Regions from separate parts of the Homo sapiens genome. Here region 1 is linked to region 2. A link is a contact called in ENCODE Hi-C or POLR2A ChIA-PET data. All regions are on one chromosome and are shown on one strand. Each heading gives the region's core, a stretch centred on a gene start or an enhancer-like site at or near the end of the contact. The rest is flanking DNA. Distances are from core to core; before and after follow the strand shown.

The links. Hi-C counts contacts between places; a loop is a spot of excess contacts on that map. ChIA-PET counts read pairs that join two places held with the same protein, here RNA polymerase II (POLR2A). Pooled maps may share reads with other maps.
Region 1: a map of PC-3 shows a loop between it and region 2 (4-fold over the local background). The contact joins two enhancer-like sites. A Hi-C loop is called at or near these places in 11 of 168 maps with a recorded cell type or tissue (Caco-2, Calu3, PC-3 and 6 more), 1 of 37 single-sample maps with no recorded cell type and 13 of 50 pooled maps. POLR2A ChIA-PET finds 5 or more read pairs at or near these places in 4 of 52 experiments (A673, GM12878, HepG2 and 1 more).

Annotation. Positions count from the first base shown.
Region 1 is chr10:77,238,124-77,242,458 of GRCh38, forward strand. The region is part of intron 3 of KCNMA1 (potassium calcium-activated channel subfamily M alpha 1); the gene reads right to left. Among named protein-coding and RNA genes, the nearest start is that of KCNMA1-AS2, 99 kb to the left of the region's middle. Within about 2 kb of position 2,073, at least 3 of the 41 ENCODE cell types and tissues checked have a DNase peak (open chromatin) inside an H3K27ac peak, as active enhancers do; they include PC-3, where a contact is called at or near this core.
Region 2 is chr10:77,193,515-77,197,796 of GRCh38, forward strand. The region is part of intron 3 of KCNMA1 (potassium calcium-activated channel subfamily M alpha 1); the gene reads right to left. Among named protein-coding and RNA genes, the nearest start is that of KCNMA1-AS2, 55 kb to the left of the region's middle. Within about 2 kb of position 1,762, at least 6 of the 41 ENCODE cell types and tissues checked have a DNase peak (open chromatin) inside an H3K27ac peak, as active enhancers do; they include PC-3, where a contact is called at or near this core.

The DNA of each region.
Region 1 (4,335 bases), core at 823-3,322, 45 kb after region 2:
GTGCTGAAGCTCCTCTTCTGTTTTCTGTCAAACTGGTCTGAAGACTGATTGGATGAGCCCATAGAGATCCCTGGCGACTCTCTACACTCACCTCTTCCTCTCCAATGGAGGGTGAGAAATACGGCCTTGTACAGAAGTGGCAGCTTTTGCATCTGTTTGGGTACCCAGTGGTCCCTAGTTCCTGGTGCAACAGCAGTGGGTCTCGGGTGGAATGATTTTGGCTGGAGATTGTTTGCATCCTGGAATCATTGCCTAAAGAGGAATTTGTCCTCTACAAACAAGTGCTAACCCACAATACACAAGAGAAGCAAATCAAAGAGCTCTTAGGCTTGGCCTAATAGATGCATCTTGTCTTACCTACCCCTTTTAGTGTTGTCTGTTATTGGAGGAAGAGGTAGGAAGCCCAGGGCCTCCCTCCCAGAGTTTCCTTAGCATCACCTGTCATTGTTGAGATTTTGAATGCATTGCAGGTTAAGGGACACTTGATCAAGAAGGGAAAACACAGCAGAGACTTTCACTTAGACATGTTTTGTATGTCATGCAGGGAAAAGTTCCCAGTCAACCTCTGCTTAACCTTCGGGTTTGAAGATGGCCCTCTGGCAGTCACCTGATCTTCATGGCAGAAGAAACAGGAGTGAATGAGCAGATGAATCCATCTTAAGAGAATAGAAATCCTTAGTTTGGGTTTCATTGACCAACTATAGGGTACCTGGCAGGCAAAATTTTTGCAGCTTTCATCCAATTCCCAAATGGGTGTTTGACCCACAAAAGAACCACCACCAGTCTACATGGTAATATACATACATTGCCTTCTATAATTTTACTTGCTGTAGCTGCCAAATCTTATTCATACTTCCTCCAAGCATAAGCACATGCATGCACACAGACACAGCCGCCAAATGCACCCTCCTTGTCTACTCCTCAGCCTCACCTCGTACCTGATAACAGATTGTACTCAAAGGCACTGGAAGACCACATGGCTGCCTGGAGCACCTTTCAATTATTAATGCTGTTCTTTAAAGGCCTTGCCTTATTATTTCTACTCATGCTATTATGAAGAGGGCAAACTCCTTAATGCACTCCTGTGCCACTTCCTCCCACTGCTAGAGGAAAAGCACATGCTAGGTACAGTCATCTAATAGCATCCACGTTATTTTCACCTTCTCTGCACACTGTCCCTGCAGTTCTCTCTGGGGCCTCAAGATCAATTGTATCTCAAACTGGGCCATGGGTTCATTTTCTGCATTTTCTGGCATGGAGTGAGGGTAGCGGGTGTATGGAAATTCCAGCTCTCAAATTACAAGGTGGCAGGTCTCTGCATGGGTGTGATGAGCAACATGAGATAGGTATCCTTGTTAAGGACAACTGCATTCTAGTAGATTCCACCATCAGAGGTCCTGGAGCCCTACCTACTATTTCTTCCTGAGAGTGTCCTGATAGGTAAAAGGTGGTGTGAGTGTCTTCCACGGGGAAAAGAGACTGATGAGGCAGCTCTACTGAAATGGCAGTTGATATTAATAGGGCCATCTACTTCCTACTTTGAAAATATCTGAGCTATAAGCTCAGACGCTACCTATCACTAACTGCCAAATTTCCATGAAAAAGGGTCAGTGATGAAGTTGTAGCCTAGACTTGGGACCATGTCTCAGGGGAAAAGTCTAAGTATGCCTCCGATTTTGTTTTGGAAGGGACGACACCGTAAGAATTTCATCAGTAAATATTAAATACAAAGTTCAGCAAATTGTGAACTTTAGGGTTCATGAAAACTAAAGCCAGGATTTATCCATGTCAACCTGTACCTTATACCTACATATGCTAGAAACTAAATCAAGTTTCATACAATGTGCCCATTTAGCTAAGTAAGTCAGAGGATAGTTTCCAATAATTACTAACACTTACACACTTAGTATAATCAACTCTTCTTTGGTCAAGTTAATATCCTGGCAGAACAGACAGATTTGGGCCTCTCTTCTTATAAAAAAAGAATCTGACAATTTAAGGGGCATATGTTCACTTCCATTTATGTCCTGGAAAATATGCCCTGTGACTTAGCAACCATGTTTTAAAAGCTCTTGCAGTTCTTAAACAAACAGAGTGTATGTTTATGAGCTTCTAACAACGTTATTTTCAGAGATGATGTAGAGTTAGTGATATGTAGCTCTGGGGCTTACAGTAAGCTGTAGATGATTTATTGGTGTGGCATACAGTATTTGCCTCGAGAAAAATGGAAATTTAAGCAGTGTTTGAAAATGTGTTAGATGGCAAACGACCCGGGGCACCCTGAGACCAAAGGCTTCCCATCTTAGAGAGAGAAGGGGTCCTTTTTGGCAGATGGAGGAGCAAGGGTTAAGAACGTTTCCTGGCACTCAGGGAGCACAGCCAATTCAAGACCAGAAAGAGAGACAGTTTAGAATAGAGGCTGAAAACAGGAGGCCCAAATCTGGCCTGCAGAGGTGTTTTGCTTGGCCTGCAAGTACTTTAAGAGTTTTGGATTTGAGGCCAATATTTTAAAATTGGAGATTCAACATAAAATGCAGTATTCTGTCTCCTCTTTGAAACACAGGAAGATCTGGCCACTAGAGCCTGCATTTCTGCATAGGAACAATCAGCTGGACCTGGGAAGCCACTTCAGGTGAGGCTTCAGCTCTCATTGCAGTCCTCACCAGATCCGCCTCACTCATTTCCAATGTCTGCCCTTCCCTGTCCAGATGAATTTGCAAACATCAGATGAAAAAAATGTTATTTTGTACTGTTGCACTCTCAGCGAACAGATCTCTTAAACCAGTAAGACTCATTGTCAGATAAAAGAATGGAAAAGGCACATGTTTTTCCAAAACTCGGGAGAAAAGCAAGACTATTAAGTTGTCTTAAAATTTTTGTTGTATCCATTGTTTTGAATGCTGGGTTGCTGAAGTTCCTATTTCCCAAAGCCAAGTTATCAGACAGGGCTTAAAATAAAATGCTTATTTTAATTTTCTCATTTGAAACAATTAGACCACATTGAAGGGGTTTAGTATAAGGCATCTGTCTCTGAGCATGTTTTCTTATCTGTGAAAATTTCCAGAAGGATGGGGCTGTTGGAAAGGGAGAAATAAAGTCAATTTCTCCAGCAGGCAGTGCAGGCACAGTGCCTGAGGCCACTGTACTTATGGGACACAAAAAAGTCTAAATTTTAACTTCTTTAAAATCAGAAGAAAATAAATATAATAATAAATGACGAATAATAACAACGAATCCAGGCTGGGCACAGTGGCTCACGCCTGCAATGCCAACACTTTGGGAAGCTGAGGTGGGAGGACTGCTAGAGCACAGGAGCTTAAAACCAGTCTGGGCAACACAGTGAGACCCCCCCATCTCTACAATAATTTTTTTTAATTAGCTGGGCATGATGGTGCCCAGCTGTAGTCCCAGCTACTCGGAAAGCTAAGGCAGGAAGATTACTTGAGCCCTGGAGGCAGAGGTTGTTGTGAGCCATGATTGCACCACTGCACTCCAGTCTGGGAAACAGAGTGAGACCCTGTCTCAAAGAAAAAAAAAAAATTTGCCAGCCATGGTGGTGCATTCCTGTAATCCCAACTACTCAGGAGACTGAGACTGAAGGATCACTTGAGCCAAAGAGGTCAAGGTTACAGTGAGCTATGATCATGTCAGTACACTTCAGCCTGGGTGACAGAGTGAGACCGTGTCTCTAAAAATAATAGTAATAATAACAACAATAATAAATCCAGCCTGGATTATATTCATTCTTATACCAATGCAGCCGCAAAATATAATATTTAATATTCTTATGGAAGAATTGGCTCAACAAAGCCAACGTACCTAGAGTCCATGGAAATCACAGCACGGAGCTGGAGGCAAATGCTGGTCTTCAGGCCAACAACCATGCCCACACTGTGGCCTGTTTGCGAGCAGCACAAGCTCATTTTACTGCAGACTCTCCTCCCCATCATGCCCCTGTGATGCTCTGTATGTGGCAAGTTCGTAACAAGACCCCTGCAAAGCACGTCGCACACTGACCTCAGTTTCAAAAAGATGGAGTGGATGCCATTCAGATGCTTCTGGAAATTTCCAAATAAAAATTTCCAAAAGTTTTAATCATCTATCATTGGACAACAGGTATTACTGCCACTGGATAGAGTCCGCTTCTCTGATTATTTTATGCCGTCCCTGAAGCATTCTCAATCCCTAATCTCAGTAGCTGATTTCAAGGCAAGGTTTTGCTTGACTTTAGCGTATACTGAAAATCACAAAGCCCGAGTACAGGCCATAATGAGAGTCTTCTCTTGTGGACTCCTAGAGTTGAGGGCAGACTGAGTTTTCTGTCTATTCAACTCA
Region 2 (4,282 bases), core at 512-3,011:
GGGATGGAGTAGGTGATTCAAATAGCACTAAATGCATATGCACTTATGCACATATACCAGAAGACAGAGTGAAAGTTCTTCGAGGGCAGGGTCAATGAGCCATGTATAGGTATGGAGTGGTTCATGTGGGTGGGCACCCACACAACGTGTACACACAAACATCCCCAGCCTCCCAGCACAAATATATGCTCTCCATCCAACCCCAACCCCACTCTGGGACCACTCACAAAACAGGACAGCCTAGATGAGGTGATTAGAAATGGGGGAAAGGAAAGAGAAGAGAAGTCCCAGGTCTGAATGGAGAGCTGAGAATCTAGACACAAATGCTGGCATGGGGAATGGAACCTCTGACCCCTGGATCCATACTCCTCTCACATCTACAGGAATTTAGTCCTAGGGAAACAAGAATAGACTATTCATGTAACCACTACATTCTGCTTCCTATGCCTTTTTTTTCTGGATATTAAAATTGCCACCTATGTGCTAGGAGGCTGATAAACAATAATCTATAACCAGGGATAGCCAACAACCCCTAGCCATTGGGGAGCAACAGCCTGGAGCTCACATTTCTGAAAGAGAGGGCATCCTAGAGAAAGTAGCTCAGGGTACAGTTTCAAGGCACTTCATATCAAGGCTTCCCAAATAAGAAGCCCTCATATTCATACAGGGGATGGCAGAGGCTCCTAAGAGAAAAGAAGAGCTCTCTATTTGCCAAAGGCTGGCCAATCAGGGCACGGTTGGGCAGGTAGGCTGGTACTCCCATAGCATAACAGACTGTCAAATCACTGTGGGACTTCTTTGGGCTGTTACTAGATGCAGACTTCAAAATTCTGTCTGAGCCTTCTCCAGATGTTTGCCTTGGACTCTTTGGGCCTCCCCTGGTCATCTCACCAGTCCCCTATTTAACTTATGCCTTATACTCCCTTTTCTTGCCCTCCTACCTGGCTTTGACATAGTCCTGTCATACCTGGATGGCATGACCCTGGCAATGGCACCTTGCTATGGGTCTACCTGTAAGGATTTGGAGTACAGAAGCTAAAACTATTGAATCGACAGCTAGAACCAGCCTGTTCTGAGTTCCGGACTGACAGTTGCGGATAATGAGATGCCTGAGACGTATCTCTTTCTTATTCTGAACCTTAGTATTTCAGCCAGTAGCCTAAGAGGTCTATTACAGTTCCAACTCTTGTACCTCTTGGCACATCTGCACTCAAGCAGAATGGCACACAAGCCCCTCAGCAGGGCACTCAAGGTCTACACTAACAAAGAGTACCAATGCTGAAGACTTGCTGATCCTGAATGTAGGAAGCCTGAGAACATCTGGAAAAAAAAATAATTATGTTTAAAAAACAGTTGTTCCATTTATCTGCTGCTTCACTTTGACGAACAGAAAACAATGTCACATAACATAGATAGTCACCACAAGGACACCAGCTTGTTTAAAGTTACACATGAATTTATATGTGATGCTGAAGGATAATTATAATGGCTTATATCTATTTCTAACATCTTGAAGTTTTGTTGTTGTTGTTGTTGTTATTGTTGTTGTTGTTGTTGAGGATTTTTTTTAAGAACACACAGAGAAAGACCTGGTAGAAGTCTTTCTGACATCTGGCATAGAAGACAATTATACCTTTATTGCACAAGGAAATAAAATAGCTGTGTCTTAGCTCCGTCTTTGGCTGACAGCTAAGGCCTGGAAGTTTTGTAAGTTTTCCTATTTAGGAGTTTTGTTGAGAGCCTAGCAGCCTCACAGCCAAAACGGAGTGTCTGAGATGCTGCTGATTAGAAGTCATGGGTCTGCTGAGTACAAGGCTAGAGTCACTCCTTAGGAATGTCATAAAGGACCTGGGCAGTAGAAACCAACACCACCATGGAAAATCAGACAGGATGAGTTACCTTTAAAACAAACTGTCATCATTAATAGGGAAAATGGCAATGACTTATTAACCCCTATGATTATACAATCATATCTTCAAGTATGCACACTTTTCATTTCCTTCTTGACAACTTCATGAAAGTAATGTCTCATCTCCTGGAACATTTCTTTTCCTTTTTTTTTCTTTCCTTCTTGCTTCTAATTAACATTGAAAATCATTTATTTATCAAAATTAGGTTTCCCCTGCCCATGTTTCAGAAATAATAAATAGCTGGCTGAGTATGGTGGCTCAAGCCTGTAATCCCAGCACTTTGGGAGGCCGAGGCAGGTGGATCACTTAAAGTCAGGAGTTCGAGACCAGCCTGGCCAACATGGTGAAACCCCACCTCCACTGAAAATACAAAAATTAGCTGGGAGTGGTGGTGAACACCTGTAGTCCCAGCTACTCGGGAGGCTGAGGCAGGAGAATGGTTTGAACTCGGGTGGTAGAGGTTGCAGTGAGCCAAGATCATACCACTGCACTCCAGCCTGGGCAACGGAGTGAGACTGTCTCAAAAAAAGAAAAATAATAATAAATAGCTATTTCCACCATATCAATGACATCCACTAGATTTTTGGGTATAAATTTGGAAAGAAATATGATGAATTACCTGCTCAGTGGGGTGAAGTGTCTTTCTCCTTGCTTCCTCCTGCAGGCCCTTCTTTTAATTTTATTGTCCTATCTTTGAACTTCTCTAGAGATGTTATTCCTATCATTATAAAAACATCTCTGTGAGAGGCCTAGGATGGCCCCAGGAAGCCGATTTCTTAGGATTTTCTCTTCTGTCTCTGTGAATGGATCTCTGTATCCCCACTTTCTGTTGGGCTTCAGAAATCCTTTCATTTTATGAGGAATCACTGTGTTTTTCTGGGAAAGAGGAATGGGTCTCTGTACTGAAGAATCTCACAAAAGAGAATCAGATGTTTCCTTCGCCAAGCCCCCAGATGAAAACGTTCATAAAGTGAGAATATGCCAACGTGCTGGGCAGGATCGCCTGCCTGCACAGGTCTGTACTGTAATTACATTTAAGCTCCTTTCAAAAAGCGAAATGCTCCCATTCAAAGGATCTTTTTACTGGTTACCAAAAGAACATGTTATGAAATTCTAAGCAAAGTCCATTTCAATATAATACATGGGATATGGTTAATAGAATAGGAGGAAAAAGGACTGTGGGAAGAGCTTCAATCTACTAAGCCCCCAGATTGTAGAAGATCAGATTTCATGAAGAAAACCTAAAAATAAGATAAGAAGCATTCGGCTTTGTTTCATTCTGACTGCTTAGTGCCTACTCTTGGGCTAAGGGATGCTGACAAGCTAGTATCATCAAGAATTGTCTAGGAACTGTTATTCCTACCCTAGGATTATCACAGCTTGGAATGCCTCGCCTTTCATTTTTCTCAGCTTACAACCAAGGCATGTCTAAAATGCAAAGTATCTATTTGAAATGACAAAAAAAGAAATGCAGTGAGAAAACAGATCCTGACAGTTGTGTTTTATAAAAGTCCATTCTGAGAATACAAGAAAGAAGTATACAAGTTTAAAAAAAATAAGGAAAAGAAAGCAGTTTTAAAGTAAGTCATTAGACAGCCCTAAGGCAAAAAAAAAATATTTCAAGGAGAGAAAATGATCACAATTTACTAATCAATGATGTTGAATGCAGTGCCAACATGCTTTAACAAATGCGATATTTCTTCCTAGTAGTACCATTTCATTTCTTTTAAAGTTGAATTAATAGTTTTACTAAACACTATGAAAACGATCAATAATTGCATTTCCTGAGGCATTTAGCCCAAGAAGTGCTTTTAAAAGGTATATCTTTTTATTTAGATATTTGTTAGATCTAAGCAAAATCAAATCAGGTAACATTATTCAGAAAGACATGAAAGGGTATCATCATCCTGGTCACTTGGTGCACACCCAGGTGGAGTCAGGAACATGTAGGACTGATGATCAGGTAGGTTGTTACTTGGAAAACTGGTCCTAGCTTCTAATTATTTGTCATTAGTCTTTGCTCAGCATAAACCTAAAAACGGGAGATTTATCTCTCTCTTTTCCAATGTCCTAGTCTTGAATTTTCAAGGGACATGGTGGCCTTTGTGATATCACAGCAAACTGAGGGCCCACAGGGATGATCCAGGAGAAGCCTCAGGCCCAGTGCTTCAGTGTATTGGAATGCTCGCTGCTTTAATTCATGCATGCGTCCAGTGCTCACCACGTTCAGGGCCATCGGGGAAAGCACGTCAACATGCTTGGGCAGTGCAGGAAAAGAATCTGGTTAACCTGGAGGCGACAACCGAAAGGGGGAGGTTGCATCATGCAAATGAAAACCACAGCTTGGCCTTAGCTGCCATGCAGAAAGGACC